2 separate regions of the Homo sapiens genome follow, and region 1 is linked to region 2. The links are chromatin loops, found by intact Hi-C in ENCODE. Cell type or tissue: mammary epithelial cell. All regions are shown on one strand. Links, peaks and the distances in the headings refer to the core of each region. The heading gives the core; the rest is flanking DNA. Region 1 holds the start of LOC107986003 (a long non-coding RNA gene). Region 2 overlaps PER2 (period circadian regulator 2).

Region 1 (15,093 bases), core at 3,442-11,441, 210 kb after region 2:
GCCTCGGGAAACTTACAATCATGGTGGAAGGGGAAGCAGGTGCCTTCTTCACAAGGTGGCAGGAGAGAGTGTGTGTGTGAAGGAGGAAGTGTCAAACACTTATAAAACCATCAGATCTCATAAGAACTCACTCTCACGAGGACAGCATGGGGAAACCACCCCATGATCCAATCATCTCCCACCTGGTCCCTCCTTCGACACCTGGGGACTATAATTCAAGATGAGATTTGGCTGGGGACACAGAGCCAAACCATATCACCGACTCACCGGTTTTTACACTGGGAAGGGTGAGACTGAGGTGGTCAACCAGCTTTCCCACCATGCTAGAATCCCTGGCAGGAGACCTGTCCTTGCATTAACCGACAGGCAGCAGCATGACTGCCTGAAGAGGGAAATCTGTGGGGACAGGCAGTGACAAATGGGGGAGGGGGAACTACCATCCCCAGCCCTGGAGAGACTGCTCTGTAACAGCCACAGGAGATGCCAAATCAGAGTGGCTGTTCAGCAGCAGCCACTGGAGGAGGTATGTTTCCCAGCTCCCTTGGGCACAAACCCCTCACCAGCCTTGTCACACTGCTGGGATAATTCCTTTGGGACCTTCCCAGTTCAGGACAGGCAAAGCTCCCATCATGTTCTGGAGTTGAGGTGAGCCTGGGCTTAACGTGCCATGTGGAGCTGAAAAGGAGGCAGTGACCTAGTGGTAAAGACTTGCTAAGCAAAAATATCCAATAAAACCCAAAACAAGCCAGACAGAGAAAACTGGAATAAATAATCCTTCAATGCAAGGACAGATGTATACTCACAAGAAACAACAGCAAACAGGGAACTGTGACCTCTTCAAAAAGGACAAAGCAAAAATCTAGTGACCCTAACGAGAAGACAGTTTGTGAGCTCTCTGACCAAGAATTCAAAATAGCAGTTTTACAGAGACTCAGGGATCACCAAGAACACAGAAAATCACTTCTGAAATTTATCAGAGAAATTTAACAAAGATGGAAATAATCAAACAGAAATCTTGGAACTGAGAAATACATTTGCTGAACTGAAGAACTCATTAGAGGCTCTTAACAGCAGAATGGACCAAGCAGAGGAAAGAATCAGTGAGCTTGAAGACTGTCTCTTTGAAAATACACAGAGGAGAAAAAAGAATGAGAAGGAATGAAGATCACCTACAAGAGAGAAAATTACCTCAAAAGACCAAATCTGAGAATCATGGGTGTTCAGGATGCTGAGCAAGGGCAAGGGGTAGAAAGCAGATTCAAAGAAATAATAACAGAGAACTTCCCAAAGCTTGAGAAGGAGTTAAACATCCAGGCACAGGAAGGTCTAGAACACCAAACAGATTCCACCCAAATAAGACTACCCTAAGGCATACACTACTCAAACTCTCAAGGTCAAGGACAAAGAGAGGATCCTAAAAGCAGCAAATAACATAAATGAATGGAGCTCTGATTCATCTCACAGCAGAATTCTCAACGGAGAACCATACCCTAACCCTAACCACCTTTAACTTGGGGGGTTTTGGCAGGAGGGAATGGAATGGAATTTTCAAAATGCTTGATGATTTAGTCCTGGAATGTGCATCACCCAGAGCGTTGCTCGGAGTGCAATGAATGGAAGGAACCTCCTGCCAAATCCTAGGCTTGCGCTGCATAAAAGCCATTCAGTACAGCCTGTTTGGAAGAGCTTTAAGTTGCAGGTCCAGCCTCTCACCCTCGGCAAAATCCCATCCAAGGAAGACCTCATGAATGCAGATATAGGGGAAGGCCTTCTACCACAGAGACCTCCTCATTCAGCACTGGAATAAATGTTCACCAGAGACCCAGTCCTTATGAGTGCAGCCAGTGTGAGGAAACCTTCAGCCAAGGGCCCCACCTCACTCTGCACTAGAAAGTTCTGGCTGGAGGAGGACCTTAGGTGTGCAGGGAATGTGCACTGTCCTTGTTTGACTTAACAGCGCATGCCAGAGAGGAGATCTGAGAGCAGAGCCTTTGTGGGGATGGCCTTGAGAGCAGCCTTTGTGGGGATAGCCTTAGCCAGAAGTTGAACTTCTGTTCACATGTCCACATTGGGTGCTGCTCATGCATGGTGCTGGGTCTGTGGGAAGCTTGCAGGAGCTACATGGCATATTCCAGCCTGCCCAGAGCCCTTGCCAGAGTCATATCACTGTCCTCCTCTACCAGCTGCCGGGGACTCCTGAGCCACCCCACTATGCTCTTTCCAGTCCCTTGAGGGAAACCCACGTAGCCTGAGCCCCCATTCCCTTCTCCCTGATTGGATGGATGGGGCGTGGACATGACCTAGCTTCGGCTAAGGGGACCTTAGCCAGGGTCTTTTTGTGGCTCACAGGGACGGTTTACATTTTTTCATGGATGTTGCTGGCCTCATATGACTCTGGGTGGATTTGTCTGGCTTCCACCTCAAACTTCTAAGGGAACTGCCTGCCTCATTAGGCTACCTTTAACTTGGGGGTTTTTGTTTATTATGTGGAGTGGCTGAGAACAGAACTGGGATCTGCCATCATTGGAGGTAGGGATGGGGTGTGGAGGCAATAGGATACAGGGAAGAGCTCTCAGTCCATTTGGCTGAAGTTTGTTGCGTAAGACCTGGGAATGACTGAAGGGCTCTGTGTGCAGCTCAGTGCTGTGGCCTGGATGGATGTCAGGATTGTTTCTGGGCCCAGGCCACCCTGAGGAGAGAGTGGTTGGTAGGACAGTCCCAGCACGTCTTGGGGCATCCTGAGCTTGGTCCCTTGTATCCAGGGATGTGTCTCACACATTCCAGTTCCGTGTGGGGAAGCTTTTCCCTGGGACTGCCAGGAGCCAGGTGCCCTGAAGTGCAGAAGCTGGTGGGCGGTGTCATTGATGGTAAGACTTGCTGGGGCCACGTAGGAGTCATAGTGCAGGAATACTAGGTCTGAATAGTTGGGAGTGGGGGAGACTGCAGCAAACCTAGGGGAGGTGCCCCTTCTAACCGGGCATTCACACATGTTCAGTAGCTGCTCTGTGAGATGACAGTGCACAGAAATGCTGAGGACCTCCAGACCTGTGTCCCACAGCCACTCTCATGGGCGGAGCGAATAATCGAAAGCAGCCTAGTCCAGGGTGGAGAAGTTCACTGGGTTGCCCTGGGCCAGGGCTTCATGTTTGGTAGGGTGAAGCTGTGGGCAGGAAATTACTTGCTGGGATGCCAAAGAAATTTGCGGGACAGCTGCTTGCAGGGCATGCTTTTGGACTTGCTGGGAAGCTGGAGCAGGCTGGGCTCCCGGGGAATGCTGGGCGGCTGCCTGTGGGGCAGCTGAACTTTTTGGGAGGCCTGGGACAGCCGCAGAACTCAGCCAGGATGCTCCGTGTTGGGTGCTGCTGAAACCTGCTGGAGGTAAACTCCACTGGCGTCCCACATACCCGCGAGTGCCAAGGGAGTCGGAAGGAAGGAAAGCACAGTGGAACTAGGAAGAGAAACCCCTTCCTCTTACCAGTGTCCCTCCAGAGCCGCCCACTGACAGGCTCATCAGCCCTGTGCCAGCTGGCAAGGAAGGTGTGCTCCTGGATCCCGGCAGAGCACTGGGGAATGATCTGCAGGCTGGAGGAGGAGGCGTGTCATGTGCTTGAAGCAGTGTTGCAGGCTTCTTCCTCAGGGGACCCAGCCTTACTTTCAAGAATCTTGGCCTGTGAATTGAGCTAGGTCTGGGAACTGGGAGAGAGGCTGTTGCTATCCACAGCTGTGACTCAAGTCAGATTTTTGGCTCCCAGACCTAAGGTTTTCTGCTTTATTCCGTCAGTCAGTCCTCTTGTATTCCTAGGGATACCATGTTCAATTAGCCACTGGCAAAGAGCCCTGCGGACCAGGGTGTTTTGATCCCCAGCGTGTGTCTGCTCCCTCCCTTGGCAGACGCAGCCGCCTGGTCTTTGCTGGTCAAGTCCTGGCATTTGGCCTCTGCTCCTTTGGAACCCTATCATCCCCATTGAAATCAGAGAGCCCAGCTCAGTGGCAGTGTCCCTGCCATCGCACCTGCCTGCCAAAGAGAGCAGTTGCAAAGCTTCTCAGGGATGCAGGTGCTCCCAGGCATTTCTCAGTGCCCAAGTGAAAGTGAGAGTGCTTTGGAGCCTTCTTGCAGTGTGTAGTTGAGAGAGAGGTGTGCGGGTCACACATGTTAAACCCAGTCCAATGGTCCCATCTCCCTACGCCTCTGGAATCCCTCCTCCATGCTGGGAAAGCTCTAGCATCTCAACCTTGTTAAGTGTAGGTCATTTCTGAGTTCAAGTTTCAGTCAAACAATCAAATAAGCAGTTAGAGCCATGTGGCTTGTTCCTGGGGCGTGCCTCATTGATGGATCCAGTACGTGGAGTGGTGTGAACCTTCTGCTTCAAGGCGAGAGACCACAATTGGTGGTGATGTCAGGTAATGGGATTTTTTTTTTTTTTTTGAGACAGGGTCTGTCTCTGTCACCCAGGTTGGAGTGCAGTGGCGCAATCTCAGCTCACTGCAGCCTCTGCCTCCCGGATTCAAGTGATACTCAGTCTCCTGAGTAGCTGGGATTACAGACGTGAGCCACCATGCCTGGCCAATTTTTGTATTTTTAGTAGAGATGAGGTTTTATCATGTTGGCCAGGCTGGTCTCAAACTCCTGGCCTCAAGTGATCCACCTGCCTTAGCCTCCCAAAGTGCTGGGATTACAGGTGTGAGCCACCATGCCTGGCTAGTACCAGGATTTCTTACAAGGGCTCTTTCTAACCCACTGCCTTTTGTTGGAGAAATTGATGTTATTGGCATATTTTAAAAATCATGTCCAAATGCAGCTACAGAACATGAAGAAAATATTTTCTAGAGTGAAATGCTTCAAAGAGTGAACAAGGAATCCATCTGCTGCCATTCCCCCAATCCGCTCTGTCCCAGTCTCCAGGCTGCGAGGGGGGCCAGTGTGGTGTCTGATGACGCTGTAAGTCATCCTCAGGGACAGCTCCAAAGGTTTAGCATCACGTTTGATCCAAATGTTCAGAACGTCTCACAGATGGGTGTCATTTCTGAAAACCTGTAACTGTAGGCTAAAATTTTCTGATTTAGTTTAAAAAAGGAATAAAAAAGAATAAGCAAAGAAACTGCCTGGAAGTGAGACCTGTGCTTTAGCTGGACTTAGCCATCACTGAACCAGACACAGATGCTTTGGTGAAGGGTGCAAAAAGGTCATCCCTTCATCCCTCTCAGAAATGAAAGTGAGGTAGTTGACAATAATGAAAAAACGTTTTATTTATTAAAATGGGTGATCATTAAAAATGTCTATTTAAAATGAGAAGTCTGTGTTTGTGAATGCTGAAAGCTGAGGAATATTACCATTGGTCAGTGGTTCTTAATTCTGGCTGCACAGTGCCTGAGGTGTGTTAAAAAGCTCCCGATGCCTGGGCATTGTCTGGATCAACTGTGTGTTAGTTTCCTATTGTTACTAACAGATGACACAAGCTTTGTGGCTTAAAACAAGACAGATTTGTTATCTTACAGTTCTATAGGTCAGAAGCCCCACATGAGCCTCACTGGGCCAAAATCAAGATGTGGGCAGAGCTGTGTGTTTCCTGGAAATGCCAGGGAGACTCCATTTCTTTGCCTTCTCCAGCTTCTAGAGTCTGCCCACATTTTTGCCTTGTAGCCCCCTCCTCCATCTTCACAGCCAGCAACAAAGTCCTGGCTGGGGGTCCTCCCCACACCACATCACTCTGAGCTCCACTCTGCTGCCCTCCTACACTTTTTAGGACCCTGTGATGACACTGGGCCAACCAGATCATCCAGGATGATCTCCCTCTCTTAAGGGCAACTGAATAGCCACACTAATTCCATCGGCAACCCCAGTTAGAGCAGCATATTCACAGCTTCTGTGAACTAGGATGTGGCCATCCCCGGGAGCCTCTTACCTGCTGACCACAGCCGTAAAATCGGAATTTCTGGGAGTTGAGCTTGAGCCTCAATAGTTTTAGAAACCCTCCCAGTGGATTCTAATATGAGGCCATTTAACTAGGACTGGTTATGGGGAACAGCTGGAGGGTTTCAAGAAAGGAAGTAATGCAGCCCAATCTGTATTTTAGAAATACTGCTCCAGTTACACTGTCAGGGGTGGGCTGGTGGGGGAGGGAGGACTGTGATGGGACTTGAGTCAGTGGACAAGCGACAGCTGTGGGGATCAAGGCAGTCTTGGTTTTGCTAGCCATTCCTCAAAAGGATCAATGTCCACTACGTGAGTACTGCCCTGGGGTATGGGAGATACACAAATATTTTGAGGAGTCTTGGACAAGACCGAGCCACAGTACGAGACACCCAGTACAGCACCTCCCACCCGCAGAGGTGTTTTGTTTTTTTTTTTTTTTTTTGAGTCAGGGTGTTACTCTGCCACCCAGGCTGGAATGCAGTGGCACGATCATAGCTCACTGCAGCCTTGAACTTCTGGGCTCAAACGATCCTCCTGCTTCAGCTTCCCGGAAAGCTAGGACTGTAGTTGCTCACCACCACATCTGGCTAATTTTTAATTTTTTTGTTTTTGGTGGAGACAGGGTCTTACTATGTTGTTCAGGCTCGTCTCAAACTCCTGGCCTTAAGTGATCTTCCTGCCTTGGCCTCCCAAAGCGCTGGGATTACAGGTGTCAGCCACCATGCCTGGACCTCCTCCAGAGTTCTTGAGCAAGGCCATGCCATTGGTGGCAGCGAATTACATGCCTTTGTGGAGATACAATCACACACCATAAAGTTCACCATTTTAAAGTATGCTACTTTAAAGTGTAACAGTTTTTAGCGTATCCACAAAGTTGTGCGCTGATCACCACTGTCTAATTCCAGAACATTTCCATCACCCCCAACAAAAAACTTCATATCTATTCGCACTCACACCCCAGTTCTGTCCCTGCCAGGGCCCGGCTACAATTAATTTGCTTTCAGTGTTTATGGATTTATCTATCCCATTTATACTTATGTAAATGGAACCATATAATATGTGGCCTTTTGTGAGTGGCTTCTTTCACTTAGCATGATGTTTTTAAGGTTTGCCTATGTTGTAGCATGTGTCAGAATTTCCTTCCTTTTCATGGCCAAATAGTATTCTACTCTGTGGATGCACCACATTTTGTTTATCCATTTATCAGTCCATGGACATTTGGGTTGTTTCTATTTTTTGGCTATTGCAAATAAGGCTGCTATGAACATTTGGGTACAAAGTTTTATATAGATACATGTTTTCAGTTTTCTTCAGTATATACCTGGGAATGGAATTGCTGGGTCATATATTAACTCAATATTTAATTTTTGAGGAACTGCTGAACTGGTTTTCTCAGTGGCTGAACTATTTTACATTCCCACTGTCAATGCACAAGGGTTTTGATTGCCCTACATTCTTGCTAACACTTGTTATTGTCTGTCTTTTTGATTTTACTCCCCCTAGTGGGGATGAATTGGTATCTCACTGTGGTTTTGATTTGCATTTCCCTAGTGAGTGATACTACCACACATCTTTTCATGTGCTCTTTGGCTGTTTACATATGTCCTTTGAGAAATGTATGTTTAGATCCTTTGCACGTTTTAAAATTGAGTTGTCTTTTTATTGTTACTTAGAAGAGGTCTTTATATATTTTGGATATGATTCTCTTATCAGATATTTGATTTGCAAATATTTTCTCCCATTCTGTAGGTTTTCTTTTAACTTTCTTCATGATGTTCTTTGAAGCACAAAGGCATTTAATTTTGAAGAAGTCCAACTTATCTATTTTTCATTTTTACTTGTGCTTTTGATGTCAGATCTAAGAATCCATTGCTCGATCCAAGATCATGAAGGTTTACTCCCATGCTTTCTTCCAAGTCTTATAGTCTCTTAGTTGTTACATTTTATGTCTTTGATCCACTCTGAATTAATGTGTACATATGGTGTAAGGTAGGGGGCCTAACTTCATTCTTTTGTATGTAGATATCCAGTTTTCCCAGCAATTATTTTTGTTGAATAGTCTATTCTTTCCTCTATTGAGTTGTCTTGGTGCCCTTGTCAAAAATCAGTTGACCATGGCTGGGTGTGGTGGCTCACACCTGTAATTCCAGCACTTTGGGAGGCCAAGCCAGGTGGATCACCTGAGGTCAGGAGTTTGAGATCAGCCTGGCTAACATGGTGAAACCCCATCTCTACTAAAAATACAAATTAGCTGGGGGTGGTGATGGGTGCCTATAATCCCAGCTACTCGGGAGGCTGAGGCAGGAGAATTGCTTGAACCCAGGAGGTGGAGGTTGTAGTGAGCCAAGAGTGCACTACTGCACTCCAGCCTGGGGGACAGAGGGACACTCCATTTCAAAAAAAAAAAAAAAAAAAAAGGAAAATCAATTGACCATTAATATAAGGTTTTATTTTGGACTCTCAATTCTATTGATGTATTTCTAACCTTATGGCAATACAATACTGTCTTGATTACTGTTGTTTTGTAATAAGTTTTGAAATCATGAAGTATGAGTACTGCAAGTTTGTTGTTTTTCAAGATCATTTTGGCTATTCTGGGTTTCTTACATTTCCATATGAATTTTAGGATCAGCTTGTCAATTTCTTCAAAAAAAGGCAGCTGGGGTTTTTATAGTAATTGTGTTGAATCCATTGAGTATTAGGGGGAATATTTCCATCTTAACAATATTAAGTCTAATAATTCATTATCCCAAGATATCTTCCAATTTATTTAGGTCTTCTTTGATTTCTTTCAGTAATGTTTTATAGTTTTGGGGGTGCATGTCTTGCTCTTTTTTGTTAAATTTATTTCTAAGTATTTTATTCCTTTTAGTGCTATTGTAAATGGGATTGTTTTCTTAATTTCATTTCAATATGGGAAGCATAACACAGTGCTTGCCTGGTAGGGTTGTTAGGACAGCTGGATGGGCCAGCAGGCAGGCACCTTACGATGCCTGTCTTTTGAGAGATGCTCAGTGAGCACTGGCTGTCATGGCTCCTCCACCTCTCTTCCCGCTCCCCGCCACACCCAGGACCCTGAATGAGGGTGGTGCTGTGGCATCCTAGTTAGAGCTTGAGGCTTCAGAGCCAGCGGGGCTAAGATTATGGTGCTAATATGCCCTAGCTGGGGGGCCTTGGGAGCGTTTTATAGCTGACTGAGCTTCTGTTTCCTCATTTGCAAAGTGGGGCTGCCAATGCGATGTCGTTTGTGGGATGTTGTGAGGGATAAACGACGCAATGCAGCTCAGACACGGAGCATCATGTCTGGCCCACGCTTCACTGCATCCGGGATACCAGTGTTGATAAATGACATCACTGACTATGCCAATCACAGTTGACACCGCCATCGCTGGTGTGACGCACCCTGGCATCAGAGGTGGTAAAATGTGGACCCCATGTCTCTTGGCATTGCAGAAATGCAGGATTTCTATCATGCAGTTGCCTCTTCCACACAGTGCATGGCCTGGACAATCCCAGCAGGCTTTTCCTATGTGACTCACTTTCATGTACATTTAAAAAAATTAGGAAAGAAGCTTTCTGTGACCCCCAGGTACTCCAGCTTCTGTTGGTGGAAGTCAGGAGATGTTACAGGCCTAACGGAATCAAGGCCTCAGGTATTTAAGCTATTCTTTGTTTCCTACAGGAAAGAGAACTTTATACACAAGGTGGGTCCCCTGAAGATTAGATTATCAGTTGGAAACCTGAGTTCCAATGTATTCCCACTGTTGGATCTCTGAATGCTGTGCTTTTGACCGGGGTCTCCTGGGCCCCATATTCTAATGGTCAGTTTCAGGTTCCTCTTCTTTCACCTCTGCCTGTGGAGGCAGGAGGCATGCAGTGATCATCACCCTCCTTCTTCCAGTGTTTTCAGTCTCTGCTCTCCAGGGACCAGTCTTCTGCATATCATGTCTCCTGGTTCCATCACAGCCATGTGAAAGCACAGTCACCCTGGAGAGGAACAGAAGGCAGAGTCAGCCCCTACCTGTCTTACGTGCGCCAGGGAAGAACGGACTCATGGCCCTTCTGAGACTTCAACCTGAGGGTCGGTGAATGTCAGAACAGCAGCAACAGCGAGGGCTGACTCCGGCTTTGACCTTCAGACCCTGAGCAGCCAGTGGAGTCTAGCTCAGTCTCGGCTTTCACTGTGGACACTGAGGCTTAGGGAGGTGAGGAGACACAGCTGGCTGTGGTGGGCCCCCGCCCTGGCGGTGCCAGGACCAAGCCCAGGGCCTGTCTCATGCCGTGCCCTATGCCTTCTGAGCTGAAGAGGAGCCTGTTCGTTGAGGAACTAAGAGTGGATTAGAAGAGTAACGGATGCTTTCTACAGAAGCAAGCGGCCTGGGTTTGGAATGAGGCAGCCTGTTCGTTTGCTGTGCGTCCTTGTCCCTCTCAGAACCTTCCTATAGTAGGCGCTTTATCAATGCTGGTCAGTGAAGGAATGAGTGAATGATGTTTTTCAACAAAAATGAATTCATTTTGTGGACTAAAATAGCCTCTGGGGAGCCCATTGCAGAGACCCTGCCATCCGCGCGCCCCGGGCTGCCTGTGGCTCTCCCAGGCTGCTTTCCCTGCAGGTCTTGTACGTGGGAGTCTGGCCATCCAGCATCCCTGGGAAGGGGTTTTTGGGAAATGTGCATTTATGGATTTGAAATCCCAAACAGGATATCCACACTGCGTTAGAAGGCACAGTTGGGCTCTGAGCCAAGCTGTGGTGAGCCCTGGGCTCCAGGGCGGCTCTAGAGGACCGAGGGGCCCCGGGCGGGAGAGGTCGTGCTGCGCTGAGAGCTCACATTTCACGGCTTGTAAAACCCAATCGGAATTCCAGGTGTGCAAACCACATTTGATGTCCCAGTAACCAGGTAACAGCAGGATGGAGGACTTGGGGAGAGACTTGAGAAGCTTCCTGAGGAGGGTTGCCAATCCACTGGCCCTCGCCTTCCCAACCCATTGCTGTGGCCAGCCAGCCCTGTGCCCTGTCTCCTGGCCCCAGCATGGAGAGCTGTGCACTTCCCCTGACCACACGGCCTGCTCATTGCACAGCTGTGCAGGGCCCTTCCTCTCTCTTGGATGCCCCACTTCAGATGCTGCTTCTGCCAGGAAACCTTTCCCTCCCCTCCCAGCTGAGTGGTGACCCCACCCCAATCTCTCACCAGAGGCCTGTAATCTTAGACATGCCTAGCAACAAACATTTGGGGGAAGGGTCTGTGTACAGGTTTGTCATCTTCATGCCTGGAGGAGGCGGCAGAGGTGATCAGTGAACAAGTACAGGTCAACAGCCAGGGTAGGGAGGTGTGCTGGAGGGGGGGTGGTGGGTCCTTCTTGTGTAGAGACCCGTAGCTGATCTCTGCCCGAGTAGCTCTAAAGCCTTCTACTTCTTAAGACCACTAGAAGGAGATAAGTTTTACCCTTCTGAGTTAAAACTTTAAAAAAGCCCCCACAATATCCTAATCTATGTGTCAAAAGCCCCCACAATATCCTAATCTATGTGTCTTAGTCCATTCCTGCTGCTGTAACACAGTCCCTGAGACTGGATAATTAAAAATCATAGCTATTTTTCATAGTCCTGGAGGCTGGGGAGTTCAAGATCAAGGCACTGGCAGGTTCAGTGTCTGGTGAGGGCCAGGTACTTCTACGATGGTACCTCGTTTCTGTGTCCTCACATGGCAGAGGGGGAGGAAGGGCACTTAACTAGCTCGCTGGAGCTGCCCCCCCATTTTGTTTTCTGGAGACAGAGTCTCACGCTGTCACCCAGGCTGGAGTGCAGTGGTGCAGTCACAGCTCACTGCAGCCTTGACTTCCCAGGCTGAAGTGATCCCCACCACCTCTACCCCCCTGAGGAGCTGGTACTACAGCCATGTACCTCCACACCAGGATAATTAAAAATAAATTTTTTTGTGTGGATATGGGGTCTCACTATGTTGCCAAGGCTGGTCTCAAACTCCTGGGCTCAAGCAATCCTCCTGCCTCAGCCTCCCAGCCCCTTGGCTGAGATTACAGGCATGAACCACTGTGCCCAGCCCTGGAGCCCTTTTATAAGGGAACAAATCCATTCTTGAGGGAGGAGACCTCATGACTGAATCACCTTCTAAAGACCCCACCTCTTTGGGTCTTAGGTTCCAATATATGAATTTTTGGTGGGGAGGCACATACATTCAAACCATAGGATCATGGCAATGAGGCATTTCTGAAGATGGACTTTTATTTATTTTCCAACACTGATGATAGGAAATCCTGTAGGATTAAATGATGCCCACTTACATTTGACTTTCAGATAAATCATACGTTTTATTATAATTATGTCCCATGCAATATTTAAATTTAACTGGTCCTCCTGTATTTTTTATTTGCTAAATCTGGAAACTGTATTTGGAATAAGCTCAGGAATAAAATTCAAGTTTTTATGAGTATGTAATGCTCTCTGTGGAAAATCTGACTCATAAATAGGGATGATGATATTTTGAAAAGCAAACAAAGTAATCAGAAAGACATTTTTTCTTTACAAAACCTAAATAAACCCCTTCTAAATTAGCTTTTTCAAACAACCTAAAAAGAATTAGTGATTTCCCAAGTACTCATTGTCCATACATCTGTTGATAGTAACCATTGCAAGGGCCTGAAAAAACATACATGTTTTGTAAAATGTTTTCCTAAAGCCTAATTTCTTGTATTTACCCATTTTTTTTTACCCTTCTTATTGTTCTGTTTTCATTCCTGATGTTTCAAGATTCCCTCTTTTATCATTTCCTTTCCATTTCAAGAGCTTCCTTAAGCATTCTTTGAGGATAGGTCTTGTGGTGCCAAATTTTCTTAGTTTTTTTTGAATCCAAGAGGGTCTTGATCACCCCCTTCATTTCTGAAGGATATCTTCATTGACAGTTCTTTTCTTTCAGAATTTGAAAAATTTTCTGCCGTTTCCTTCTGGCTTCCATGGTTTCTCATGAGCAATCTGCTGTCATTTGAATTGCTTCTTTCACATAGGTAAGGTGTTGATTATCTCTCTGTTTGTTTTTTTTTTTTTTTTTGAGATGGAGTTTTGCTCTTGTTGCCCAGGCTGGAGTGCAATGACACGATCTTGGCTCACCGCAACCTCCACCTCAAGTGATTCTCCTGCCTCAGCCTCCCAAGTAGCTGGGATTACAGGCATGCGCCACCATGCCTGGGTAATTTTGTATTTTTAGTAGAGACGGAGTTGCTCCATGTTGGTCAGGCTGGTCTCAAACTCCCGACCTCAGGTGATCCACCCGCCTTGGCCTCCCAAAATGCTGGGATTACAGGCATGAGCCACCGTGCCCAGCCGATTATCTCCTATTTCTTTCAAGATTTTTCTTTGTTCGTAGTTCTCAGGAGTTTCATTATGATGTATCTTTGATGTGAATGTCTTTGAGGTTATCCTGTTTACCATTTGCTCAGCTTCTTGTATCTATAAGTTTGTGTTTTTTTGCCAAATTTGAGAAATTTCAGCCATTATTTCTTTGAGTACTTTTTCAGTCCCTCCCTTTTTCTCTTCTTTTCCCAGGACTCTCATGACATAAATGTTACATCTTTTGTTATAATCCCACAGGTCCCTGAGGTGCTGTTCATTTGTTTTTCAGTCTGTATTTTTTTTCTCTGTTGTTTAGATTGTATTGTTCTCTCTTTCAGTTCACGGATTCCTTCCTCTGTCTTCCCCATTCTGTTGTGGAAACTATTCAGTGAGTTTTTGTCTTTGTTTTGGTTATTGTATTCTTAAGTTCTAATATTTCCATTTGTTTCTTTTTCATATTTCTATTTCTTTGCCAAGGCTTTCTGTTTAAAAAAAATTTGTGTCCAGTATGTTTCCAATTCCTTGTTGAAGCATTTTTATGATGGCTGCTTTAAAATCTTCATCAAGATATTGAATATTATTAACACAGAAAAATGATAAACATTTGATGGGTATGTTATTTACTTGAATCTGATCACATTATATGTATTGAAACATCACTATGTACCCCATGAATATGTGCAATTATTATTTGTCAATTAAAAAATAAAATTAATTGGCTGGGCACAGTGGCTCATGCCTGTAATCCCAACATGTAGGGAGACTGAGGCAGGCAGATGATGAAGTCAGGAGATGGACACCATCCTGGCTAACACAGTGAAACCCTGTCTCTTCTAAAAATACAAAAAAAAAAAAAATTAGCTGGGTGTGGTGGTGGTGGGCGCCTGTAGTCCTAGCTACTCAGGAGGCGGAGGCAGGAGAATCGCTTGAACCCGGGAGGCAGAGGTTGCAGTGAGCCGAGATTGTGCCACTGCACTCCAGCCTGGCGACAGAGCGAGACTCTGTCTTAATAAATAAATAAATAAATAAATAAAATTAACAAATAAAAAAACCCTCATCATGTAATTCCCGTGTGTGTGTCATCTTGATATTGGTGTCTGTTTACTAGTTTTTTTCATTCAAGTTGATTATTTTCCTGGTTCTTGGTATGACAAGTGAATTTAAGTTGTATCCTGGACATTTTGGGTATTCAGGATCTTATTTAAATCTCCTGTCTTTTCAAGCTTCCTCTGACACTTTGTCACCTAAGAAAGTGTCAGGAGGAGTGGAAGTCCAAATTCCCCTCTCAGCTTTTATTGCCACCCAAAAGGATGAAGAAGGATGTTTTACTACTCCTGGGTATGGGTGGTGGTAGACATTTAGGCTTTACTGTGCTTCCTTTGACACAAACCCAGTGGGGAGGGGAAGGGCCACCTTTTACTGCCAGGTGGGGATGAAGATTTGACCTACTCACGTGGCCTTCTCTGATGCTCTGGGGAGTTGGAGGCATTGCTTTTCTTGATCTTAGTTTGGGAGATGTCATCTCAGGGGAAGCGCTACATCCAATGTTGCCTTGTCACTGATACTAAAAAGGACCTTAGATTTCAAGCATTATCTTTTAGACTCCATAGAGATTGCCTTTTATTTCTTCCTCTTGCCTAATTGCTTTGCCTAGGACTTCCAGTCCTGTGTGGAATAGGAGTGGTGAAAATGGGCATCCTTATTTTTCCTGATCTTAGAGGCAAAGCTTTTATCTTTTCCCCATTCGGTATGATGTTAACTGTAGATTTATTGTTTCAAGGTATATATATATATCTTGTTTTCAAGATATATTGTTTCAAGGTATATATATTCAAGA
Region 2 (15,093 bases), core at 4,338-12,337:
TTTAATTTTTCTGTATTTTACAATAGGCCTGGGAGCTGCGTATCTGCAGGTGTAACCTTGTCCCCTGGGGCTCAGGTCCACACAGGCATGGTTCATCTGGGAGATTCTTGCCAGCAGGACGGCATTCCCCTGCCACTGGCCTGTGCTGGGCTGGACTACAGCTGCCCTGGAGATGGAGCCCCCATATCCACTAGCTGACCAGAGGACTTAGGGGTTTGATATGGTTTGGCTCTGTGTCCCCACAAAAATCTTATCTGGAACTGTAATACCCATGTGTTGAGGGAAGGACCTGGTGAGGGGGGACTGGATCATGGGGGCGGTTCCCCTACGCTGTCCTGGTGATAGTGAGTTGTAACGCGATCTGATGGGTTTATAAGTATTTGGCAGTTCCTCCTTCGCTTGTGCTCTTTTCCTGCTGCCTTGTGAAGAAGGTGCTTGCTTCTCCTCCCTTCCACCATGACTGTAAGTTTCCTGAGGCTTCCCTGGCCCCGCAGGACTGTGAGTTAACTAAACCTCTTTCCTTTATAAATTACCCAATCTCAGGTATTTCTTTACAGCAGTGTGGAAACAGACCTACACAGGGTTCATTTTTCCTTCCTTTCTTTCCTCCCAGCTTCCCATGCCAAGCGGGTGCTCCGCAGGGGAAGGGACCACATGCAGTTCCCTATGGCAGCCTGATGTGGACACAGAGCCCCGGGTCACTGCAGAGCAGCCCGCTCCCTGGGCTGGTCACCTACCTTGACACTTGGTTCCTTCAAGTCTAAGTCAGACAGCCAGATACACCCCATTTACCTCACAGGGTTACTGGGCAACAAAGCAAGAGATGCTGGCACCAATGCTTTGTGAAAATTGAGCATGGCACTGTGAAGGAGGCACCAGGAGCCTGTCTTCCTCGAAGGCTGTAGGGTGTGAATCCACATGGCCCCGGCTTATCCTGGCCACACTGCAGGGCCAGGGCCACCCTGTACTAGCCTGGCAGAATTGTCCAGAGGGAAGCCTGCTTCTCTGCTGCACTCAGCTAAATCTAAGTCTTTCAGAGGGGCGTCCCGCCCCATCTGAATGACCTTGACCTTGTTGTTTCTGGGAGCTCCTGAACCCCATCCCTCCCCAGGTGCCTAGGAAAACGCTGGGTGGTTACCGGGAAGGCAGCTGGTACGTCATCATGACGCTGCTGTCCGCATCTGCCATCAGCAGCCAGATGGGATCCTGCAGGACGCACTTAATGAAATGCTCACTTTCTTCCATACCAGTGTTCATTTTTGCTTTGTGATTATTCTCTGAGGAGTCAATGCTTCCAAAATATTTGCTGGTATGACTTGTGTCACTACTGCCTTTAAAAACAAAAAACGTGGTGCGTCAAAACATTGACATATGAAATTAAACCTTGCATAATGTGCTTCCTCAAAGTCAGAATGATTTGAGAGAGCCCAGTGCCTTCTTAGGTATTGGGTATCTATGCCGGTGCATGTTCCCCTTCTCTCCCACTTCTTGAATGCTCTGGGTAATTAGGAAACAGGATCTCTGCTAGTGCCATGCAGGCGATTCTTTCCTGTGAAGCCCTGAGCAGCTCAGGTGGAGCTGCGTGTTAGAAGCCTTGACCTTCTCTCCCAAGCTCTCACCATCTCCACTCATGTGGACCACAGGGCACTGCAGTTTCCCACAAGGGGAGGCAGCTGGCCTGGAGCGCTCCCTAGCCAGCCTCACCTGTGCAGCACGCCTGCGAAGGGAGGCGAGGTGAAAGCTCACTCCAGAGAAGTAGGGGAGCTTCAATTTTGTGGAGAGTGTGTACATTTCTGGTGCCTGAGATTCCAGATCACATGTGAAAGATCCCAGCGGGTAGAGGCTTGCAGGTGCTCCATACCCTCAGTTCACACAAGTGGAACTAAAGCAGGAAGGCAAACCACTATCTGGGGAGTCAGAGGGCTGGTCCCACAAGGAGCCAGGGTGTGAGGCCTGTAGGCACTGAAATCAGAAGCAAACAGGGAGGATGTGGAATTCTGACTAGCTAGGGCCAGCCATGCTGAACAGGGAGAGTGTGTCTGTGTGGGTGTCTGCATGGGCTCTGACAGCTGCTTGGGGAGTGCCGGTGATCCCTGTTCTGAGCACAGAGGCCGGCCTGTGACTCTGGAGCAGTGCATCCTGCAGGAACCTCCCAAGTGCCTAACACCCCGCCAGGGCCAACATACCTGCCCCACTCGGGGAGGCGTCGCAGCCCAGTGAGCCGGAGCCCAGAGACTCCGAAGCAGCAGAGCCCGAGGCTGAGCAGAGGTCCTCATTCAGCAGGAGGTTTAGGAGGCCGCTTGACGTGGAAAGGGCGTCACTGTTCTGTGTGTCTGAGGGTTCATCACGCTTTAGGGACAGGAAGCAGATACTGCTGTTCAGGGGCTCAGTCAGGACACAGCATATGCAGCGGGGTGGGGGTGGGGGGCATGAGTGGGGTGAGGGTGGAGGGGTGCTGTGGAGCGGCTGCAAGGTTCACGGCCAGGGACGGCCTAACGAGCAGACCACGCATCACCACCAGGCCTACGGTGCAAATTCCACTGATGCTCTATGGATGCCGTCTAGTTACATTTAATTTTCGGAGAGTCACATGGAAGACGGCAATACCTGGGCTCCAGGGGGGAAAGCCTCAGGCTGCTCCTTGGCCACAGCCCCCTCCTCACATGCAGCAGACATGGATGGGGAAAACGCCTCTCACAGCACCCGGTGTGGGGGCTGCCTTGGGATTGAGGGCGGGGCCTGGCCTGGGGAGCATCCCTGACCCTCCTCTCCTTGGAAACCCAGACTGCAGGCCCAGGACTCCAGAAGCAGGAGCCCGGAGGTGGCAGGAGGACTGGGAGAAGCTCCACAGATCTACATGCTTGCACTTCCTCACCCGGGAGCCCTAGGTCCTCTGGCCAAGGCAGGGAATCGCCTGAGGCCTACGGACTGCACTGCTGCTGGCGTTCCCACACACTTGAGCTCGTTCAGAAACACAAGCGTTTAACTGCAAATACAACTACCGTTTCATTAACTGGTTAAGAATCTCACACAGTGTCCCTACGCCTGCGGAGGATGGAAACTGAGGTCACGCTGGTTTTAGGGCTGTGTCCCCCTCCTTCTCCGCCTTCACCGGGGCCACCTGAGCCAGGCTCCGGCGCCACACCCTGAGGAGCCCTAGCTCTGGTATTTAACCTGACTGTGCTTTATCTCTGAAGCGTCATTTAAAAAGTCGAAGCCCACAAATACTGTCAAGTCACATGCTGCTTTCTGGAGTCTGTATCACAATCTCTCCTCCTTCATTCAGATTCCACGACAATAAAAGGCTTCGAATAATCTACTCTGATAGGATTAAGTGGGAAGCATGAATTTCTGGCACACACATTCATGGCAAAACCTACAGGGTTTGGTGGAAACCTCAATCGTGTAACCCCCATGTCTGAACTGAGGATGTGCGGCCGGCCTGCCAGGTGTGCTGTTTGCTGCCTGCTTTGGGGAAAGAGCATCAGAAAATCCTTACGGTCAGAGGCGCCTTCGGCTGCTGGTCCCGAGAAGTGCCAGGTTTGCAGTCCGCCCCTACAGCTGCTGTCTCTGTGGCCCCTGTGGTCCCCATGGCTCCAGTGCCACCCTCAGGGGCTTCCTCCAGCTGCAGCAGGTTGAGCTGCAGGGGCGAGCTGCTGCGGGACTGAAAGAGCGGTGGGGAGGCCCTACCCATGGCCGATGGTGGGGTGGCCCGGGTGGCTGGACAAGCACATGGCTGTCTGGGGATCGAGGTCCGGCTGGGGAACTCAGGCTGTGAGGCAGAGGCCATCTCGGATGTGAGTGTGGGGTGGCTCGGAAACTGAGGCTGGCTGGGGAAGAAGGCCTGGGGCAGGTTTGGGGTCCCCGAGGGGAAGGAATAACTGGGTAGCATGAATGCCATGACAGGCGCCAAAGGGGCAGGGAAAGGTGGGGGCTGGACTGCAAACTGGTGCTGGAGGTCCACGGGCACAGCAGGCACTGTGAAGCTGGCGTGGGGAGGTGCCGGGGGTGCTGCCACAGTCCCTGGCGCTGGAAACACGGGCAGTGAATAAGCTGCTGGCACTGGGGCGGGAAAGGGCACGGCTGGGCAGCTGGACTGGGACGTGTCTGAGGGTGACCAGGCTGTGGCGTTCAAGCCCACCAGCGGGGGCCGGGCGGACACGGGCCCCCCAGATCCGGTGCTCTCAGATGAGTCTCGAGGTTTGACCCGCTTGGACTTCAATTTTCTGTTCTTTCCTGTTTTTTTCCAAGGTGAATCTATTCCGGAAGTATTTCTTAGTCCAGGGGCAGCTAATGCAGAAAAACAAATACTCGGAGTTAAAATTTTAACTCCAAATTTGAAGACACCTCTTCGTTCAACAGTCCTGGGTTTCCAAATGCTGGCCCAGGGCCTGCCTGGTCCACCGAGCGGTTTTCCCTGATCCTCAGTGAAGTGAGAAAAATCAGGGCAAAACATCAGGTTTTTCCATAAAACTAAATTGAATCAACTTAAATTACAAGCTCTTAATTGCAGGACACATTCCTTATTTTCTTCTGGTATTAAATGTCCTTTCTTTTATGAAATGCTAATATGATAAGTGGTAATACAAAGTTCTATTTGTTAAATAAATACACTAAAAAGCTGTCATGTCTCTGCTGTTCCCCAGTATTTGGGGGAAAAATTGGTTAGTGAAATCTGAACGGGAGAGCCACTGACCTCCTCTATTTTTCAATTTATAAGCACTGTCACTACTGTTCCTTAAAGAGGGATGTTTCCTCTTTCACCTGTCAAACAGCCTGAGCAAGATCAGAGGGGAGCATTGCCTTGCAACCAAATTCTTCCTCTGCAATAACGAGTGCTGCTGAGTAAGGCATTCTTCAGGAAGATGGAGGGACTCAATTGGTAAAGGAGGGACTCTGGGTATGTCCCCATGGCCTCCCTGGGGAGTGGGAGGGGGATCCAGGGAACTTTGGTTTTCCTCTCACATCACGCGGAGTGACTTGGGGCTCTTGCAGCAGGTGTCTGGGACATCTGTCAGCTGTGCCAAGGCAGTCCCATGCCTTTGGGATGTGCTGAAGGGAAATGGGCTAGTCCAAGGCAAACTCCTATGTAAATGGAGGTTTTGCAATTCAGCCTCTCTATCTGGTGTTCTTCTCACAAGAAATCTGTCCCCTGGTGGGAACAGTGGCTAAAGCACTGGGCTCCTGGGATGTCATGTCTGGGTCTGGCAGGGCTGCCCTAGGCAGCTCTGTAGTCTGTGCACTGCATAAGGCTACAGAGTTGTCTAGGGGGCAAGCAAGAGCGGGAACTCTGCACTAGGCTGGTCCCATGGGGTGGGTCTGCTCATGGCCATGGAGTACACCTTTTTCTAATTTCTACAGAGGTTCTCTATGGGCTGGCAGTAACTCTTGAATCTGGGGAAGAAGGAGAGAAAGGAAAGAGTGGAGAAGACATAATCCTCAAGGAAGCTGTGGGCTTAATTTCTTACAAATTTCCCTTGGTGCGTCTGCCCAGAGACCCGGGGGAGCTGGGTCCTTGTGGTGAGTGGCTTCCTGGGCTCACTGGCTCTGATCCCTGTGCCAGCGTCCCAGGGGGAAGGGAAGAGGCCCCATCTCTAACAAGTGTCTGGGGGTATGGGAAGGAACTGGGGGATCAGGAGCCAGACTTCTGGGCCAGGAAAGGGGTGAAGAAGCTCATCTATTTTACTTCATCCCTTGACCTTCAACCCCCCAAGTGGCACCTGGCCTACACAGCAGCTTCCCACACCATGACCATGGACTCTGCCTGACTCTGGAGTCCAAAGCCCAGCCCTGAGGCTGGCCCAGTCAGGAGGGTGCATCTCCTGGGGAGAAGGGCACCAGAAATGGTACATCCCTCCTTCCTCATGTGCCCAGCACTACATGCCCACTATCTTGAGGTTGAATTCGCTGATTCTCTGGAGGTCCCGTCCAGGTGGGGCCCCTGCCCACATGGTTACTCAGGCAAGAAATGTGGACATGGCAGCACTGCCCTGCCATGGTTCTTCCCACCTCGGGCACTAGCCTGGGACTATTCCCCAGGGAATGCAAGCTGACATCCCGAGAGCACCCCCCCGGTGGGAAGTTCTACAGAAACAGATGGCGTTGCCAGGGAAGTTCCAACAGCTGTCTTATATGTTAATGCTTCTGAAACTGGACACATTTCACATTTTGAAACCAGCACTGGACTCAGTACCAACAGGAATAAAGTTTTTTAAAACGCACTTTTAATTCGGGTATCACTTACTTCGTTCACTTGGCTGCCCCTTGGATCTTTCTTGCAAGTAGTAATGGCAGTGGGACTGGAAAATGCTGAGTTTTCTTATTTCTTTGAACTTCTGCAGGAAGCTCTGCTCCTCCTTCTGTGTGTGTGCAGCGAGTACCTCCTTGGTGAGGCCCAGCTTCTTGAAGGGCTCCTTCTCTTGGCTGAGACCACAGGCCAGGGCAGGGCCCGCCAGGCAGTCCAGGGATTCTGGCCCACTCGCAGCATCTTCCACCATCTCTGTAACACAAGAACCCAGGGCTCTGGTCCACACGTGCCCTGTTTATTATTTTAAGGCCACACTATATTCACGAACAAGACAAATCATTCACGTATAAAGTAATTTCATGATGCCTGTGGCATGAGGATGAGACTCACAGCGTTTTCATTTAGCTTTCTGAGAAAGTTCATGGCAAAAGGCAAGAAGCAGAGCAGGACAGCCCTGACAGCCAGGTGCTCAGGAACCTGGGGCTGAACAAACGGAAACGTGGGGAACCTTGGGCTTCAGCTCTGCTGCTGAAGATATCCCTCGGCTGTCCTTAGCTTTCAGAACACCAGAAACTTGGATCAACGTGCTGAGTCTTTCCGGGTTTGGGACCAGGCATGGTGATAGATGGGACCCTATGGGCCCATGGGGCAGACAGGACAAGGGACAGGCAGGGCCACTGACCATCCTGAAAGGGAGGGCTTGGGGACTGGATCTTGGACATACACTTTTTCCTTATCATTTCCCTCTTCTTAGTAAAGAACAAATTCAGGATTCATTTTAATCATAATATTCTAAAGAACAAGAACACTCAGCCACCAATGCGCTCATTGTAAATCTGTTTACCACCTGTACTGGCTCCTGTCCACAAACAGGGAGAGCTAACGGTCGCACCTTCTGCTGGGCAGAGGAAAGAACCCCAGGCCTGCCCAGGGAAGAGGGAGGTGGGGCCTCGCTCCCAGTGCTCTCCGCACCAATTAAAGGGGATAAGATCTTGCACCACAATCAACCCTCCTGCGTTGATGCCAGAACAGACAACTGCCACTGGAGGGCACCACAGGGCAGCAGAGACCTGGACAGGTTGCTGCCTGGGCCCTGGCTGGCCGCACTCCACCCTGCATTTTACGTAACTGGATTTCCTGAAACGCCCCCTATCGGGCTATGGTGGAGTTCTTCTGCACTTAGAAAAATTTAAGATGGCAAACTTCTTGTTTTCATGGTTAAAAATCAAACTGCTCTCTGATCCAAGAGCCCATAGTCATACCTAACTCCGGCTGCGGCTTCTTGTCTCCCACATGGACGATGGTGCTGCTGTAGCTGCACTGGCTGGTGAGCGACGCCACACTCTCTGCCTTGCCCGGCAGTGCCAGCGAGGTCAGGTGCGTACCTACTCCCGTGCGGCTGTTCACCCTGGAGGGCGGCTCTGCCTCTTCATGAGAGGAAGGGGGAACAAACATTAGTGTGTCATTACAATGCACTGTGCAGATGAGAAACCGACACCCAAGTGCCCATACAGCTTCCACACCAGGGTGCACACAACCCATCCCATCCCATCCCACAGATGCTCTGGCCCAGGCATGGGGTGATTTGTCCCCAATGTTTATTCATAGAAGAATAGTGGAAAAGAGAAAGTTCTGAAATGGGAGCAGTTACACACTTAAATCCTGAGGCCTCTGCAGGGAGGCGCAGCAGCTTGGCAGCTGCAGGGCACACTTGGTGAGGGGCTCTTGCCTGCAGCCAGGCAGCCCTTCTGCAGGCCTGTGGGGAGGGGCTTTCCGACAGTCAGGAGCCAACCATAATCCGGGATACCCTGTTTCTTTCTTTTTTCTTTTTTGAGATGGAGTCTCGCTCTGTCACCCAGGCTGGAGTGCAGTGATGCAATCTTGGCTCACTGCAACCTCCGCCTGCCAGGTACAAGCCATTCTCCTGCCTCAGCCTCCCAAGTAGCTGGGATTACAGGCATGCACCATGATGCCTGGCTAATTTTTGTATTTTTAGTAGAGATGGGGTTTCACCATGTTGGCCAGGCTGGTCTTGAACTCCTGACCTCAAGTGATCCACCCACCTCGGCCTCCCAAAGTGCTGGGATTACAGGCGTGAGCCACCGCGCCCAGCCGGGGTACCATTTCTAATCCTGGTGGTGAACATCAGCAACACTGACAGCGTTGTGTTAAGCAGCCTGGGATTTAATGTGATTTATGGGCCATGTTAACATTCAGGCCAAGGGCCCCTCTGAGACACACTGGAAAGAGGGCCTGCCCTAGACTGACAACTTGAGACCAGTGTGGCTGCATGAGGGGGTCAGCAGACGGCCCCTCAGTGTGGCCGCATGAAGGGGACCAGGAGATGTCCCTGCAGTGTGTCTGCATGAGGGGGGTCAGGGGACGGCCCCAGGCCTCCAGTAGCCCCACTGGCTTCCTGTTCTCAAAGCCAAGGCTCTGACAGAACCATCTTTGCCTCTAGTTCCTAAGAAGGGTGCTGACTTTTGAACTACTTTCATCATTTGAAAAACAGCCTACACCCTTACACTGTGTCCACAGAAGCCATGGGGACGTCTGACTCTACTCCAGAGGATTTACATTATTTCACATGTACATGGCTCTACACAGATTAGATACCTCCAGCGTGTGGCCCTGGGCTGACTGTGGCCTTCCGCTTATCACTGGACCTTAGCGCTGGGACGTTTGCTGGGAACTCGCATTTCCTCTTCAGGGTGGCAGCCTCATTGCAGCTCTCCAAGTACCTGTGTGAAAGGCATGAACCACTGGTGAGGCCACACAACATGAGAGGAGGGAAGGTGTGTGAGATGGTGGAGACTCGGCTGGAAATGCCGGCATACCTGATGACGCTGTCCAAGCAGCTGATCTGCTGGTAGGAGCAGGTGGGCTGGTTCTTGCAGGCCAACTCCTCGGGGAAGCTGACCCCCAGGCTGTCCTTTTCCATGGCAGGGACAGCTTTCTTCTCAGCTGGGGGATTAGTTTGCATTTCTGAAGGAATGGCAAAATTGTTCTTTCATTCATTTTTCTCCCACAGAAAACGCTGTGTATTTACAAAGCATTTTCGTTCTACCTGAAGACAGGGCTGGGGACTCAGAATCTGCTTCATGAGTATGGAAGCCTGGGGACAGCCTGGCATCTGGCAGCCCTGTGGGCACGAGCACCACAGTGCCGTCCACAGAGAGACCTGGGGGGGGAGCTGCTGCCCAGCCTGGTGTCTGCTTCTCTCTGGGGTCTAGGCTGTCCCCAGGGGTCAGGGACTCAGCAGTGGGAGACAGCAGTTCTCACTTGAACTCTTAAACTTTCAGGGCCAATGAGAGCCCACGTACTTTATGCTCCTCCTGGGCCAGGCCAGTGTTTTCAAGGTGATCCCTGCTAGTAACAATTATGATGACAACTGCCTGCTCACTGTGCTGCAGATTCGACTCTTGCCCCAACGACATTCATCACATGCCTGTCCCCTAGGGACCCTCAAGCAAAGAGCTGTGTCCAGCTCATTAGCGTGTCCCCAACACCCAGCACAGAGTCCAGCAGGCAGCATGTCCACCAACACATCCCCAAGGCCAAAAGTCCTAGCGGTGTCTGGCCAGAGTGTTCCCCACGGGAGGCTTCGGCCTGAGCACAGAGAATGAGCAAGGGCCCACCAGGGGGAGGGGACTGGGATGCATGCATGTGTGCACACGTGTCTGTGTGCATGCTGTGTGAGAAATACATGCGGGACAGAGGAGCAGCATGAATCTGAACCCGCGCATGACACTGTGAAGCTGCCTGGGAAGTGTGGCGCTGTGGTAGGAAAGGGCTGCTGCAGTGGGGGTGGGTCGGCAGCCCCTGGGTGGTACTCCCCACTTCAGACAGGTTTGGTTTGAGTGTATGTGGATGCTGGGCAAACCGTCGGCAGTTGTGTGTGTGTGTGAGTGAAGGGTTTGCAAGTGTAAACACACAGCCATACAGCTACTCTGTACAGCAAGAACAAGCGGCCCAGGCCGTGGCTCCCAGGCACACCCTGCTGGCAGGCCAGGGTGCAGGAAGGCACACTGGTCACAGCTCCCCAGGCCTGCACACCTAGCCACACCCCGCCAGGCCTGCAGGGCATCAGGTGCCCAGTGTGGACATCAGTGCCTGCACTGGCTGAGTGCAGGACTGGGCTGCTCTCGCCTCTTGGAAGCTGCAGACTGTGCTGAACGCAGAAGGGGGTGTGACACGGCTACAAGGTAGACTCCCTGCCAGCCAGAGTCAGCATTTAACCCAGGTTCCCTCTTCTCATGTGGCCATACTCTAGTTTCAGTAAGGAAATGTTGAATATTTTTTTTTTTACCTGTAACGGATTTTTTCTTTTGTTCTCCAGATTCATGAGAATAATGACTTCTATTTTTGGTCTTGTTACCATTTTTACAAATTTCCTTGAAGAAAAACAAAATGAACACATTATTCATTCTAGGAGACCTCCTTCAGTCTGTCCGGCAAAGTGAGAACAGAGGATGGCTGAAATAATTTCAGCAACACAGAAGGAAACTGTGGATGAGAAATCTGACAGGTGTAGAGCTAGATAAAACCTATTTGATGATCCTAAAGAATAATAAAAAATAAAGCAAAACGGCACATTACATTTTTTTTTTTTTTTAAGACAGAGTCTTGCTCTGTCACCCAGGCTGGAGTGCAGTGGCGCAATCTTGTCTCTCTGCAACCTCTGCCTCCCGGGTTCAAGCCATTCTCCTGCCTCAGCCTCCCGAGTAGCTGGGATTACAGGGGCGCGCCACCATGCAAGGCAATTTTTGTATTTTTAGTAGAGACGGGGTTTCACCACCTTGCCCAGGCTGTTCTTGAACTCCTGACCTTAGGTGATCCGCCTGCCTCGGCCTTCCAAAGTGCTGGGATTACAGGTGTGAATCACCGCACCCAGCCCACATTTTCTTCTTTCTATCCTAGTTAAATCTTCACTTTTGCTTGTTTTGTCTGTTTTAAATAATTTTCAACCAACACTTAGCTATGGTTTCTAGCTCTTTCAACTCTTAAGAGATTAAAAAGTCCCAAGTGGACAAAGTTTAGAAAGGAAGCAGCAACAGCTGCAATCAGGAAGCCCCTCCTAACTGCCAAAGGTTGTCTTGAGTGTGCTTTTTAACTCTGGAGGGACATCCACAAACTCATTTTCTCAGGGAGAATGGAAGGAGACGTACGGCTCTCCTCCGGCGTGAGTCCTCATGGCCGTTGCTGTCGCTGGAGGAGGTCTGGCTCATAAGGTGCTCGTGGGACCCGTTGCTGCCCAGACTCCCGTAGCCACTGGAGCCGCTGTGGGGGACGGGCTGGGGAGACAGCAGACAGCGCTACAGACACAGCCAGGGCTGCTGAGCTATGCATGTGGCCCCCTGCCAACACACCCTGTTTCGCAGAGAGGATGGCGACCCGCCTAAGGCTACATGGCAGAGACCAGGGGAGCTGAGGTTTGAACCCCAGGGTCAGCTCCAGAGGTAGACTCCTGGCCTCCAGCCGCGGTGCCCCGACCCAGACATGCAGTCACCGAGGAGACGGCACCAAAGGAATGTGTCCAACCCGCTCATCAACGCATGGCTGCAGCCAGCCACGCCTCTGTGGATGGGTTTAAAACAAACAAGATGCGATGACAGCTTCACTCCACAGTCTCCGGGAACTGACAGGCAGGCGCCTACTCAGGTGTGGGGTTGACTGCAGTGGGCCTGATTTTTTTTAGGGACCTTGAGTACAATGTCCCTCCCTTAAGTCCCACTGCTCTGGATTAGAATGAGCCCCCGCACCACTGAGAGGTCACTCTGGAACTATGCAGCCTGTGTCAGAGCACGGGGTCTGCACACGTCCTTCAGCTACTCACTCAGGGCTGCAGTTCAGACAAGGTCGAATGCAAGGCTGGAGAGAGCCAAGGGTACTATGGACTGTCTCGGACTAGCACAGTCTATGCCCAAACTGTCCCCTGGGGGATGTTCAGAGAATGACAGATGAAGCTGTCTGAGTGGGTGTGCCAGGACCAGGGTTCAGAGCCTATGTCCTCTGCAGGGGGCTCTCAGGCTGCTACCTGGGAGGAGGACATGCAGGCACCACACCCACCTGCAGCAGGAGCCGGTGGATCTGCTCTGTGAGCTCCTGAATGCTGGGGTGCAGGGCCTTCTCCTCTGTGCAGGGGTGGGCTGCAAACACGTCCTCATTCAAAGGGCCCCTGCGTGGTTTTAATTCATCTTGTTAGATGGGGCCCCACAGGAGGACCTCTCTGGCGTGACTGTATAGCCACTACATGCTGCCTGCCTGGGTGGGCCCTCTGCCTCTCCCCTGCAGCCCCCCAGGCTGCTGCCTGTCCACTCCCTACTCTGCTTGAATGAGGTCCCTCCCACTTGGGGGCAGAGGACAGGTCACCCCTGCCTAGCAGTCTGGGGCTCCAGATTGGTGGCAGGAAGCAAGGTTTCGGTCTTGGCCTCTCAGCCCCTCCCTATGCCATCTGTTGCTGGGAGGTGAGGACAGCCCGAGACCCCCGCCCAAGACCCCTGAGCCACCTCGGGCCCTTGGAGCACTCACACCCTGACTTTGTGCCTCCCAATGATGAAGGAGATTTTCCTGCTCCATGGGTTGATGAAGCTGGACCAGCTGGTGTCCAACGTGATGTACTCTCCGTTCCGGGCGCGAAACCGAATGGGAGAATAGTCGAAAGGCTGCCCGCCTGACTGCAGGACTAGGAGAGCAAAAGCCAGCATTCAGGGGAAAAGGGGAGCAAACAGGATTTATAGTAGAGAGAGACAAGTCAAGAGTCACTCAGGCCCAGGATCATTTGCAAACTGTAGGGGTATGAACACTTCTTCAAAGCCACTGCTTTCAACCTCCTGTTTTTGCTGTAGATTACCAGGAGGCTGTTTCCAGCAGGAGCTGTTTCATCCCATGTTTCACCTCTGCTAGTGTCACTTGCATCTATGAGGGCTGGGCTTGGTGAGGACATGCACTGTGCACTCCCCTGGCCTGGTGAGAACCTTCCTAGCCACAGATGAACTGGTCTCCCCTCCTCCCATGCGCCACTGAAGCCAACAGTAAACATAAGATGCTACGGACTCAGGCCACGGACTGAGAAACAACTGGCCACAAAGGAACTCACATGAGTTTACCCCTCTCTCTCGACTCCACTGGGCACTGCAGTGCCAGGAGGGAGGCGGCGAGGCGGGCGTCTACCACCTGCTTGTCCTTAGCTGATCTGACCTGTCAGAGCTAGACTGGTCCCAAGAAGCAGCCCCAAGGACACAGGAACTTCCGCCAAACACTTCAGGATGTACCATGAAAAGGGGACCTACTCTTTTTGTGGATGGCCAGCATCAAGGGCCTGTCACTAGGGTGGAGCTGCACGAGCACTGGGGTTTCAATCAGGTCCTGAGGTAGGTAGCCCAGGAGAGGGACCGCCCTGGAAGGCAAGCAGACACACGCTAGGATTGGCATCCAAACAGATGAGGAGATTGTCACTAAGAACCATCTTATTCCCTGGAAAGAGAAGATACACTCCAAACCCCACCCCCTCCCCCACCCCCGGAGATCAAAAGTTGGACTAACAGAACCAGCTAGACTTTTAATCAATAGCAAACGAAGGTTCACTGTCCAGGACGCTGAAGGAGGCTCCCTCTGCTGGGGCCTGAGTGCTTCAGCTCTGCGTTTCACCTCCCAAGAGATAAGTCATGATCATGCTTTTGTTTTCTTCCTTCCAGCATCTTTTTCTTTTTCAGTGTCATTCATTAGTTTGGCCACATGTGACCTGGCATGGATTTTTGCTTAACAAGTTTTGCCTGGGCCTCGGAAAACCCTTTGTATGTGCTTCTTTTCCAGCCTGGTCTCGTGTGACTTTGGCCTCAGCATCCAGTTGGTTTACTGTGGCTTCTTTGGAGTCTCGGTGGCTGGCTGGGCCTCTGCCCTTTGAGCTCATGCCTCCTCCCAGAGCTGTGGCTTTGCTCCATTGCAGGACGGAGCTGAACTTCAGCAGCACCTTCTGCTTCTGTTTGTGTCCAGCGCCCTCTGCCGGCTCCACCGACCATTTCTTCTCCCGATCTGCCTCTTAACACTTGTTGCATCCAAACCAATGTTTCCTCAAACTCTGCTGCTTGTGTAGAAGGATTTTCCCTGTGAATCTTTAGACCATGGTGCAGAACTTTCTCAAGGGCCTGGCGTTATTCTTTGATTTCCTCCTTCTTGTCTGAGGCTCTCTCTTCAGGCCTCATGTTTTCCTTTGGACAGGATATACAGAATGTTCCTGGCATCCGTCCCATCAAGGCCTTGCTGAAGGAGGAAGAAGAGGAAGGAAGAGGAGAGGAGTGGGGGAACAGGAAGGAAAAAGAGGGGGAGGAGGAAGAGGAGGGAGCAGAAAGGGGGTGGAGGGTGAAAAGAAGGAGGGGAGGAGGAGGGGGAGCCCTGGCTGTCCTTGGGCTTTGTGAGCCAGGCCACACACAAGGCTTCATCAAGGAGAGCTTGCAGGCTGTGGCCCATCATGCCAGGTGAACCTGTCTGCCAACCTCCCTGCACAGGGCTGAGCTGGACACCAAGTTGGCATGGGAGTGGGTTAGAGACAGTTCTCAGATCTCTGAAGGAAGAAAAGTCTCCAGAGGCTGCTTTACATATACGGCCCCAGGCCCTGCCCTCCAAGATCCTGGTTCCACAGGGCAGGGTGGTGTCCAGAAGCCTGCATCTGCAAACTGGCTCTGCCCCAGGCAGCCCCGCGGACACACCTGAGCCACCTGGAGCTGGAAGTGACGGATCCCTTTTTACCCATAGAGCCTCCCCAGGAAGCTGTGTGGCCCTGACTCCAAGGATGGGGGCCTGTGTCCCTGGGCCAAGAGTAGAGGAGGGAGAGGTCTTGATCCTCC

Evidence for each region. A loop is a pair of places that touch in the nucleus more often than their neighbours do. Peaks named below come from ENCODE experiments on the same cell type or tissue, not always from the same donor. Only the 100,000 strongest peaks of a DNase experiment are listed, where the experiment ranks them.
Region 1: it touches region 2 in a loop (21-fold over the local background); 3 of 110 quality-filtered maps call a loop at or near these places.

Annotation. Positions count from the first base shown.
Region 1 is chr2:238,455,583-238,470,675 of GRCh38, forward strand. It overlaps LOC107986003 (a long non-coding RNA gene), which reads right to left and starts at 5,281. Exons shown (of 2, transcript XR_001739969.2): 1 at 1-5,281. In mammary epithelial cell, for the core only: a CTCF peak has its summit at 7,416 (motif pointing left); a DNase peak (open chromatin) is centred at 7,399.
Region 2 is chr2:238,249,413-238,264,505 of GRCh38, forward strand. It overlaps PER2 (period circadian regulator 2), which reads right to left. Exons shown (of 23, transcript NM_022817.3): 10 at 13,540-13,646; 11 at 12,779-12,932; 12 at 12,317-12,425; 13 at 11,416-11,541; 14 at 10,557-10,641; 15 at 9,085-9,232; 16 at 8,864-8,988; 17 at 7,510-7,674; 18 at 6,245-6,499; 19 at 3,500-4,290; 20 at 2,187-2,349; 21 at 1,139-1,331. Among named protein-coding and RNA genes, the nearest start is that of HES6, 17 kb to the left of the region's middle. RefSeq lists an enhancer at 14,371-14,871. In mammary epithelial cell, for the core only: CTCF peaks have their summits at 7,339 (motif pointing right) and 10,242; a DNase peak (open chromatin) is centred at 7,339.